2 separate regions of the Homo sapiens genome follow, and region 1 is linked to region 2. Evidence: read pairs that join two places in POLR2A ChIA-PET (ENCODE). Cell type or tissue: K562. All regions are shown on one strand. Links, peaks and the distances in the headings refer to the core of each region. The heading gives the core; the rest is flanking DNA. Region 1 overlaps SNAP47 (synaptosome associated protein 47). Region 2 has its middle 33 kb from the start of PRSS38.

Region 1 (5,372 bases), core at 101-5,100, 110 kb after region 2:
ACAACCTGTCACTGAGTGAATGGGATGGATGTTTGGGGCTTTCAGATGTCTGTGCAGCTGGGCCCCTGGGGCATGGCTGAGGTGGCAGCCTTGACTGAATGCCCTGTGACTGGACAGATTTGGTCCCAGCCAGGCTAATCAATGAGAAATCCCGCTGGAAGCCTAGACAGGATGAGACTGGGTGGATGTGGATGGGATGCACCTCTCCTCACATCCCTGAGTGTCCGTGGCAGCTTTGGCCCAGACTGTTTTCCAGAATGCCTGCGTGGCGAGCAGCCTGGGGCTGCGACTGGTTTCTCCCTCTTGGCCAGAGAGAGGATGTGAGCCGGGTACTAAGGATGCCGTCTCCTCTGGGGGCAGAGGTAAGCAGGCTTGTCTTGCTGACATGCCCATTACAGCATGGGGGAGTTCCTGAACCCGGGGCTCTCCAGCTGTGACACTGATCCACCATGTGTGTAGCATCCACCTGGGACCCAGGCAGACAGGAAGCCCGCTGTGCCGAGACAGCTGAGACCATCAAGGCTGGGGCCTCCTACAGGAAGGTAGAAGCCGTCTCAGACCCATGTAGCCCCTGGGTGATGTGTATGACATCTGCAAGGCCACTCTATTCTGGGGTGTGGGTCCTTCACACCAGACTGCTCTCTGATGCCACTAAGTATTTAGGCAGCAAATGCCACACACCCGCTCTCAGCTCACAACACCCTAAGATGTTTCTATTCGGGGACATCAAGACTTTCTACAAATTTTATTTCGTTTGGAAAGTAAGCATATGAAAAGTTCAACATTAGGAGGTCAGGAAGATGGCTGCACCTGGGGAGAGGGGAAGGCCCTGCAGGGGCCTCTGTGGGGCTGCTTCTGTCCACCCCTTGCCCTGGGTGCACTTGTGATTTTGCATGCTCTGTTTTGATTCGTTGGTATTTCTGTACATAATGGTTCAATTAAAGGTTTATTGGATGTTTATAACAAACAATAGAAAATCACATTAAAATTAATAAACGCATGCATGACAGGTGTACCAGAACTAAATTTCAGCTGGGTGCTACAATTCCAAGAGCATTTGAAACCACTGCCTCAGGCAAAAGCCCAGGGAGAAGAGCACAGCCACACAGGCCACACAGATCCTGGCACGCTTCCTCTCACCGACAATACAGGTGCAGAGTCAGGGCAACCAGCTCCACCCAAGGCTGTGGGCTCAGGCAAGTGAGCGAGCCCCTCCCTCCTGCCCCTATCCCTGAGTGGGGCTGACAGTTGTGTGGCCCCACAGCCTCATGAGGTCAGCAGGGCGCTCCCAGGTGCTTGGCACAGCACAGCCACTCCCCGAGGCAGGACTATCCCTGGGAGCACCCAGGAGCACCCACAAGCACTAGCTTGGCCTGGCAGGCAGGAGCGCCTAGGGCCTGCCGTTTTCTTGAATCCACCTGTTTCATGACTGCCAGGGCGTTGCCACACCCAGGATCTGCCATTGGTCTCTCTGTTTTTAGTATCTGAACAGAGCTGGCCATAGACAACACCTAACCACAAAAGCTCACACACAGAAGGATGAGGAGGAAGGAGAGGAGGGGGAGGGAGGGAGAAGGGGAAGAGAGGAGGGGGAGGAAACTTCACTTGCAATGTGCTCAATATATACAAAAGTAAGGGGCCACATTAAAGCGAAATGACCCGACTCCTTCACAGCACAATGAATTTAACTTCTACGCTGATGTGGCTTAAGTATTCCACAAATACCTCCCAGTATTCCTCTTAAATCTCCGTAGAAAGGTCAGGACTGAATTTCCCAGACATGCATACATGCCAATCAGCTGTTGGTGTCCACTCTGTAGATCAGTCCAGATCACCAGCTCTCATTGCTCGTGTGAACTGATCACTAATCACCAGTACAGCCAGCCCGCCACATCCTTGGGCTCCACATCCGTGGATTCAACAACCCACAGGTCAAAAAATACTAAAAAAAAAAAAAAAAAGCTGTCCCTGCACTGAACATACACAGACTGTTTTTCCTGTCTTTATTCCCTAAGCAACACAGCACCAACCACAGCACGCCACCGTGGCAGGCTTGTAAGTGACAGAGATGACATAAGGCTGATGGCAGGACGCACAGAGAGGACACGTGATACCACGCCACTTCACACCAGGGACCTCGGCGTCTGCAGGAGGTCCTGGGACCAAACCACAGGTACTGAAGGTCGGCTGTACCTGAGATTAGGAGAAGCTGAAAAGGAAGCTGCTATATTAAGTAAGAGAATTCTATCATCAACACACAATAAGATACGAGACTTACAAATAATAAAAATGTCAGGGTTCGAGGGATGCTGTAGACAGCTTATTGTGGTGAAAGCTCAAGGAACCCAGGGCACCTTGGCTGACCCCGTCTCCCAACTCCAAGAAAGCAGCTCTTAGGGTATGGGTATCTAAGGAGACAAAGGACACAGTCCAGGCACCAAGGGAGGTCCAGGGGAGCAGACAGATAGTGACATTCAAAGACCAGCAACGATGACACGGCCTGTGACTGCCACTGAGCAGTGAAGGGAGCAGGTGTCAGAGAACCTTCTAGAAGAGCCTGCAAGGCCTGGGACTGCCGGGAAGGTGAGCCTTCTGTAGTCTCGAACACGCAATGCAGAGGCAGCAAGGGGCCGAGGCCAGCAGTGACTACAGCACCCAGTCACAGAGGAGAGGCGGGGCTCAGGGAGGCTGGAGCCCATGGGAGGCCGGAGCCCACGGGAGGCCTTGTGAGAACCTGTCTCAGCCAGACTGCAGGGAACCCCAACATCAACAAACACAAAGCACCTCGCACTCTCCCTGCCCAGGAAGGCTCTAGGAGATTTAAGGCTGGCCTCCTCTTCTGGGGAGGGCCTGACAGGTGGGTTTGCAGCACACACCAAGGCCAAGCAGATCCGTGGGTGGGCCAGAGCCGCCCTTCCTAGGCGACACCATCTCTCACCACCAGGAGGAGGCCAGAGGGAGCCCTAGGCAGCAGGTATCTCACTGCACCTTCCTCTGCAACCGGGGAATACTCACCTGAGCACCCCACATGGCCCCTCAGGAGACACAGAAGAGGGCGCCAAGACCTTCAGTACCATGGTCAACCTAGCTACACCCCCAGGGTCACAGCAAGGGCCCAGTGGGCCATACACAGGACCCACCCCCTCCAGGGCCACCCACTCCCCACCAGGGCCATGGCGAGGGTCGGCAGGCCACACACAGGACCCATGATGCCGTTCTGCCACAGCAGCTGCAAGGCCACCCAGCAGGCTCTGGACTATGGGGACACAAAGATGTCTGCTTCTCAGAATTAGGAGGAGGATAAACTACACCAACTCAGTCATGCTCCTCAAAGTCAGGCAAGCCAGTACCCACAGGAGGGGCTGTGGCCCTCCCTGCTCAGCCCTGGAGTTGCTGTGCCCATGCTCCTGGCTGAAGAGGCTGCCCAGACCTCAGCCATACCTGGCCTTCGAGGGGAGGGACCACGCCTCACCACCACCACCTCTATACAGAGAGCTAGACACGGTGTGGACAGTGAATGTGTGCTAACCATTGCTAAGCAGGCATGGTTGGGAGGTATTTCAGGAGTGTGGAGGGAAATTATGCACAACCTCCCCGGAGAAGTCCTGTTACTGGTGTTGCAGCACAGTTTACAGCTCTGGAAACATCACCTCACCTTCTGGACCTTTTTACCCACCGTCAAAATAACTAAAAGACCTAAGGTCACCAGCTCTAAAATCTTTCAAATTCAAAAAGAAAGCTGGGCATGCTGGTGTGCACCTGTGGTCCCAGCTACTCAGGAGGCTGAGGTAGGAGGATCACTTGAGCCTGGGAGGTCCAGGCTGCAGTGAGTCGTGATTGTACCACTGCACTCCAGCCTGGGCAACAGAGTGAAATTCCGTCTAATTGAACAATGAGAACACATGGACACAGGAAGGAGAACATCACACTCTGGGGACTGTTGTGGGCTAGGGGCAGGGGGGAGGGATAGCATTAGGAGATATACCTAATGCTAAATGACGAGTTAGTGGGTGCAGCACACCAGCATGGCACATGTATACATATGTAACTAACCTGCACATTGTGCACACGTACCCTAAAACTTAAAGTATAATAATAATAAAATAAAATAAAAAAAGAAAAAAAAGAAAAAAAAGACCAAAAAATTAGGACATGAATAACCAAGGCTCTTCTCATTATCACATTTTAAACAATAAATATAAGGAAAGTATTCAAGTTTGACAACAGCCCAGGAAGAAGCAAGAAGAGAAACTTGTAGCCACCCTTTTCCAACTGCAGGTTTCCAGGGCTTCTTTCCCAGAAAACCTTAGTCAACGGAGATGCAGTGCAAGGACGGAAGTGAAGACACCCCATGGAACATCAGAAGCAGCCCAATCTTGAACACGGCCCCCACGCCGGCCAGCCATTCCCCTACCCGACGACACGCCTGGCCCCACACAGAGGCCACAGGAGAACGTGGTCCCTTTTCACCTCCAAGGCCAGACCCTCCTCCCGGGGCCCTGATCCCACCCTCTCTCTCTCAGCCCCCAGACCTCTCCGGCCCTCCCATGCCAGGCACTGCACTCTCCGTGAAGGACCACGCATGGTCTCCGTCACCACTACACAGCTCTGCTGGGGTGGAATGAAAGTGGCCACACACAAGACATCAACATGGGGTGTGCCACCCCACAGGACCTCACTTACAAAAATGTGGTAGCTGGACCTGGCCCATGAGCCAAGGGGCCTTGCTGAGAGTCACTGCACCCTGGCTCCCTGGCCACTACCCTCTCCAGGTCTCCAGCCCCACTTCCATGAGTGCCTGCGTCCACTCTCCTTGGCCATAGCCTCCTCATGCACCTGACTGCACAGGGCACAACCTCTCCTCCTTGCACCCTCTTTTTCCAGGTGAGACAACACAGGCCAGAAACTCAACATCACCCCCAAGCCGTTGCCTCCCAAACACCCACTCCAGCCAGACTCCCTCACGCTTCAAACTTGGACATCTGATCACTCGCTGATCTGCCCCCACCCCTAACAGGCACTTGAACTTCACATTCCTTCCATCAGCTCCTCCCCTATCACCTGCTGGGTATCTGCCCCCATCCCTAACGGGCAACCCAACTTCACAGGCCCTCCCCTATCACCCGCTGGGCATCTGTCCCTGACCCTAACAGGCACCCCAATTTCACAGCCCCTCCTGTCACCCGCTGGGCATCTGCCCCCACCCCTAACGGGCACCCCAACTTCACAGCCCCTCCTTCAGCTTTCAGCTCCTCCCCTATCACCTGCTGGGCACCTCCTCCCACCCCTAATGGGCACCCCAGTGTAGCAGCACCAGAGTCAGTTCCTCTCTCAGTAAAGTCACCACGGGCCCAGGACTTCTGACTCCTCTC
Region 2 (5,372 bases), core at 68-5,067:
AGGCGGGACAATCACCTGAGCCCGGGAGTTTGAGGCTGCAGTGAGCCATGATTGCACCACTGTCTCCAGGCTTGGCAACAGAGTGAGACCCTGTCTCGGAAAAAAAAAAAAAAAGATACAAGACATGAAAAAACAGCATAAGTCAGAATTAGAAAAACATAGAAATGAGGTGATAGTACTTAGGAAAATATTAAAATTTAAAAAATCATCTCATAAATGAAAATTAAGCTAGCAGACAGGAAGGCAATTTTAAAAACGAAAGATGAATTAAGAAAAGGGTAAGAAAGACCCAAGGAAATTGATAAGTAAAGTTTGATAAAATTGATTAAAAATAAAGTAGGCAGAAGAGTTTAAAATAAAAACTAATAGAATTCCTAAGAAGAAAGGAAGATTCAGATACTAGAACAAATAATAAAATATAATTAAAACTTTTCCTAAATTAAGAAAAGTTTTGAAGCCAGGTGTGATGATGACTCACACCTGTAATCCCAGCATTTGGGAAGGCTGAGGCAGGAGGATTGCTTGAGCTCAGGAGTTTGAGACCAGCCTCGGCAACATGGTGAGACCCTTCTCTACAAAAATAAATGAATAAATAAGCCACTAAAAACAAACAAACAAGAAACCCAAGTCTATATAACTTTAACAAGGGCTGGTAACCTGGAGTCAGTAAACTTTGGAGAAAAAAAGAAAAAGTTTTGAAATGTTATATTAGTATTAAAATAGCACATTATCTACTTGGGAATCAATTCAGAAAGATCAACACTAAGACCAATGACATAGCAGAAAGACAACAAATTTTTTTTTTTTTTTGAGATGCATTTTCGCTCTTGTTGTTCAGGCTGGAATGCAATGGCGTGATTTCAGCTCACTGCAACCTCCTCTCCTTAGTTCAAGCGATTCTCCTGCCTCAGCCTCCCGAGTAGCTGGGATTACAGGCATGCACCACCACGTCCAGCTGATTTTGTATTTTTAGTAGAGACAGAGTTTCTCCATATTGGTCAGGCTGGTCTCGAACTCCCGACCTCAGGTGATCCGCCCACCTCGGCCTCCCAAAGTGCTGGGATGACAATGAATTATTAATATCAGATATTTTTGACAACAAGCCTCAATGTTATAATAAAATGGAGTTCCACATGTAAGATACTTATTCAAAGAAAAAGGGAGCCAAGTACTTATATCCAGGAAGACTGCCCTTTGAATAAAACGAACACAGATATACTTGTAGGAAATCAGGGAAGGTTGCTTCCATGAGCCCTTCCTGAAACATCCATAAGAGACATTTATTCAAGGACCAGAATTAAATAGACAGTCACTTGTTGCACTAACACTAAATGAGAGTTAAAGGGAAGAGAACATAATTGGCATGTGCTCCAGCGATGTAAGTATAGTTACAAATATTAAAGACTGCGAGGAAACAAAGGCCATACCAAAACATCTGAGCTGTTTGCAGTCATCATATTGGTAGTGTTCACATTAATTATGTGATTATGAGATTGTTGTTTGTGAATGTGTGGCAAAACAAATGAATAATTATGGGCTATCACCTCCTTGAGAAACACATTATGCTCAATGATGAAAATTGAAATTTCCCTCTAAGATCAAGAACATGGCAAGGATGCCCACTCTCACCACTTCCATTTAATATGGTACTGGAAGTCTTTGCCACAGAAACCAGGCAAGAAAAAGAAATAAAATACATCCAAATAGGAATGGAAGAAATGAAATGGTCTCTGTTTTCAGATGACATTTTATTTCTCATATATAGAAAACCCTAAAGGCTCCACCCAAAAAACCCCCACAAAACGCTAAAACTGTTAGAACTGATGAAAGTATTTTCAATATGGAATACAAACTACAGATTGCTTTTTTTTTAAAAGAATATAAGTAAAAACTCTGTAGCTCTGGACTTAAATTGGAATTTACATCCCAACTTCAGTGCAATGATCTCCCGAGCACTCAGATCGTGCTCTTGTAATACTATGTTTGACTACAAAAAAACAAGACTTCTTGGGGGAATGACTGACTCTAGGTCTTAGGCAGGAAATAGACCAGATGAGCCTGAACATCTTGTCAAACCATATAAAAGAAAGCTAGCAGATACCATTAGTACTATTATGCCCAGCACTGTTAAAAGGACTCAGGAACCAAGCTGGCAAAGCTCCTGTTGTACAAATATGGGGCAATTTGAGCTTTCATAGAAATAATAATTGCAATGAATTGAAACCCATCAAATACATTTAAATCCATGACCTAAAAAAAACATTTAAAAGCTAATTGGCCCGCTTTAGATGGTGAAAAAGAACAATCACATGATCTCAAGAGCTTCTAAAGAAAAGAATAAGACATTGTCTTTTCTATATAAATTTGTCACTAGGCAACCAAATAGTAGAAGACGAGATGTCTCTTTATAGAAGTATCTGAGTGACATCTAGCTTCCGTTTTGGCATGTAAACAGGTTGGAAGTTATCACTCCCATCCTTACAACAAGAAAAAAGGTGAACAAACTAAACATCAACAACTGTTCTTAAATTCATAAGAGAAGTGAGGTCACAGAACAAAATACCTCCCTGAACACTGGAGAGACAGACAGGTGGACAGAGACAATCACAGCTTACGGGGAGGAGAAGCCCCAGCAGAGTCAGCACCAGTGGAAATACTTAAAGGGTAATTGATGAACTGCTGGAGACTAAGCGTGGGCTAAGTTGAGAGCTTAAAACCCCTTAGGGCCCACTTTTAGGGGTCCTCACACTTTTATGAGTTTTAGTCCTGGAAGCTACACCAGGCTCTCAGGGTGAAGAGCAGAGAAGAATCCCCCAGCGTTTGTGGCAGAGCAAGGAGAAAAGTAGCCAATTTTAAGTATGCCCAGCACTGTCTATTCTCATTGACCAAAGCCTGCTCTCAAGGGAAACTATTTAACCAGAGCCTAACTGACTTGGGTTCTATCAGTCTGACCCATGGCAAGGGAAATACTGGAATCCAGCCTGCCCTAGCCTTGAATGTTGGGAAATACCCAATGCAGCCCATTATTTTTCCATCACACTTAAGGGGGGAAAGTGAAGGCAAGAAAAACACTTGGGTGGTGACCTTCTCACTAACAGACTGAGACCTAACCACAGAACTAAAGAATGCTTCCTCATCCCCACACCTTATCACTACATCCGTGGGGTTCCTATGTAATATCAGAGGATTACAGAAAGAGCTACTTGTTTATTTAAGAAGGAGTCTCCAGGGAGACCCAAAGACAACAGAGGAGACAAAAACAACATCATTAGGGGAAAGTTCAGACTCAAACACCACAGCTTCAGGAGGCGGTAAACAGCCTAATTGCTAGTCAGATAAATCTCACACCAATGGCCAGTTTACCTCAGATCCTCTTACTTAATACGTCATATCTAGCTTTCAACAAAAAGTTACAAGGCATGCTAAAAGGCAAAATAAGCAAAACAAAAACCCCACACAGCCTGAAGAGACCAAGCATCAGAACAAAACTCAGATAGGGCAGACATTTTGGAATTATTGGACTGGGAATTTGAAGTATTAGGATTAATATACTAAGGGCTGAAATGGGAAAAGTGGGCCACATAGAAGAACAGAGGGGCACTGAAAGCAGAGCAGTGAAACTCAGAGAATAAAAAGAAATGCTAAAGACAGGAAATCAACCTGAGCGTCCATCAACAGATGGTTGGATAGAGAAAATATACATATATATCATGGAATACTAGTCATAAAAAAGAATGAAATCATGTCCTTTGCAGCTACATGGATGGAACTGGAGGCCATTATCCTACATGAAACAACTCAGAAATAGTCAATTAGCATATGTTCTCACTTATAAGTGGGAGCTAAATAATGTGTACACATGGATATAGAAAGCAGATAATAGATATTGGAGACTCAGAGAGGTGGGAGGGTGGGACGGGGATGAGGAAGGAGAAATTACTTAATGGGCAAAATGTTCACTATTTGGGTGACGGTTACACTAAAATCCTAGACTTCAGCACTATGCAATATATCCATGTAACAAAACTGCAGTTGCACCCCTAAATCTACGAAAATAAAAATAAAATGTGAAGACAAAAACCAACCAAACAAAAAAAAATGCTAGAACTCAAAACCACTGTAACAGAAATGAAGCATGCTATTGATGTCTCATCAGTAGATGAGATACTACCTGGGAAATGGTAGTGTTTTTTTGAAAGTGGACATAGATTAATTGTAATTCTTTATTGTGAACTCTAGGGCAACTATTTAAAATTGTAAAAGAAAGTCCAGTTGACACTTGAACAATGTTGGGGTTACTGGTATCCCCCCATGCAGTAAAAAATCCATATATAGCTTTTGACTCCCCAAAAACTTACCGGGGTGGGGGGGATATTCTTTCTTAAATGTCTCAATTTCTTCTATAAAAATTTGGTCTATTTAATAAAACTTCTCTGGCTCTCTCTCTGTTTTTTTTTTTTTTTTTTTTTTTTTTTTGAGACAGTGTCTCACTGTGTGGTCCAGCCTGGAGTGAAGTGGCATGATCATATCTACAGCCTCAACCTCAAGGGTTCAAGCGATCCTCCCACCTCAGCCTCCAGAGTAACTGGGATTACACGTGTGCACCACCATGCCCGACTCATTTTTTTAGACAGGGGTCTTGCTACGTTGCCCAGGCTGGCCTTGAACTCCTGAGCTCAAGTGATCCTCCTGCCTTGACCTCCCAAAGTGCTGGGATTACAGGCATAAGCCACAGTGCCCAGCCTAAAACCTCTCTACTGGGGTTAGTTTTAGTAAACTTTTTTTCCTAAAAAGTGCTGCTTTTCATTTAAATTTATATAGAGTTGTACACTCTCTCGTGTGGTTTCTTACCTTGTCTCAGTTGATGGATCATTTTCACTTGTCATTTCTCATTTTGTGTATTTTTGTTCTTATCTCCTGTGTTGGGTAGGTTAGTGATCTCTCCAACCCCTGTCCACTGTTTGATATTTTCCAAGGAGCAGACTTTTGAAATATGAGTTTTCGGTGCTTTTCTGACTTGGGGCTCCTTCATGCTTCTATCGTGTTTGTTCCTTCCTTGTGTCTACTTTCAGCTCCGGTTACCCCCACAACACACACTTTTTTTTTTTTTTTTGCAATTGGATGTTTAAATGTCTGCAGCTGTTTTATATGTACAGGCGTAGGCATGTAAGCAATGACCTTTCCTTGGGCCTGGGCTTTGACCACATCCCACAGATTCAGAGGAGTGTGTCTGTGTCATCGCCCCTCTGTTTCTGGAAAGAGCTGATTCGGCCTGTGCTTCTCCTTTTCTGAGAGCCTCAGGAGGGGTGATAGTCCCCCTTTCTGTGCATGGAAGAGGACAACGACTCCGGCAGGGGCGGAAGGAGCCACAC

The links. ChIA-PET counts read pairs that join two places held together with the same protein. Peaks named below come from ENCODE experiments on the same cell type or tissue, not always from the same donor. Only the 100,000 strongest peaks of a DNase experiment are listed, where the experiment ranks them.
Region 1: POLR2A ChIA-PET joins it to region 2 with 5 read pairs; 2 of 35 experiments call an interaction of 5 or more read pairs at or near these places.

What each region holds. Positions count from the first base shown.
Region 1 is chr1:227,740,765-227,746,136 of GRCh38, reverse strand. All of the region lies in intron 1 of SNAP47 (synaptosome associated protein 47), which reads right to left. Among named protein-coding and RNA genes, the nearest start is that of SNAP47, 8.0 kb to the right of the region's middle. RefSeq lists a silencer at 4,162-4,365 and enhancers at 4,353-4,897, 4,898-5,372. In K562, for the core only: no CTCF peak of the experiment used is centred there; no DNase peak of the experiment used is centred there.
Region 2 is chr1:227,846,487-227,851,858 of GRCh38, reverse strand. No RefSeq gene overlaps it. Among named protein-coding and RNA genes, the nearest start is that of PRSS38, 33 kb to the right of the region's middle. In K562, for the core only: CTCF peaks have their summits at 2,425 and 3,412; a DNase peak (open chromatin) is centred at 3,188.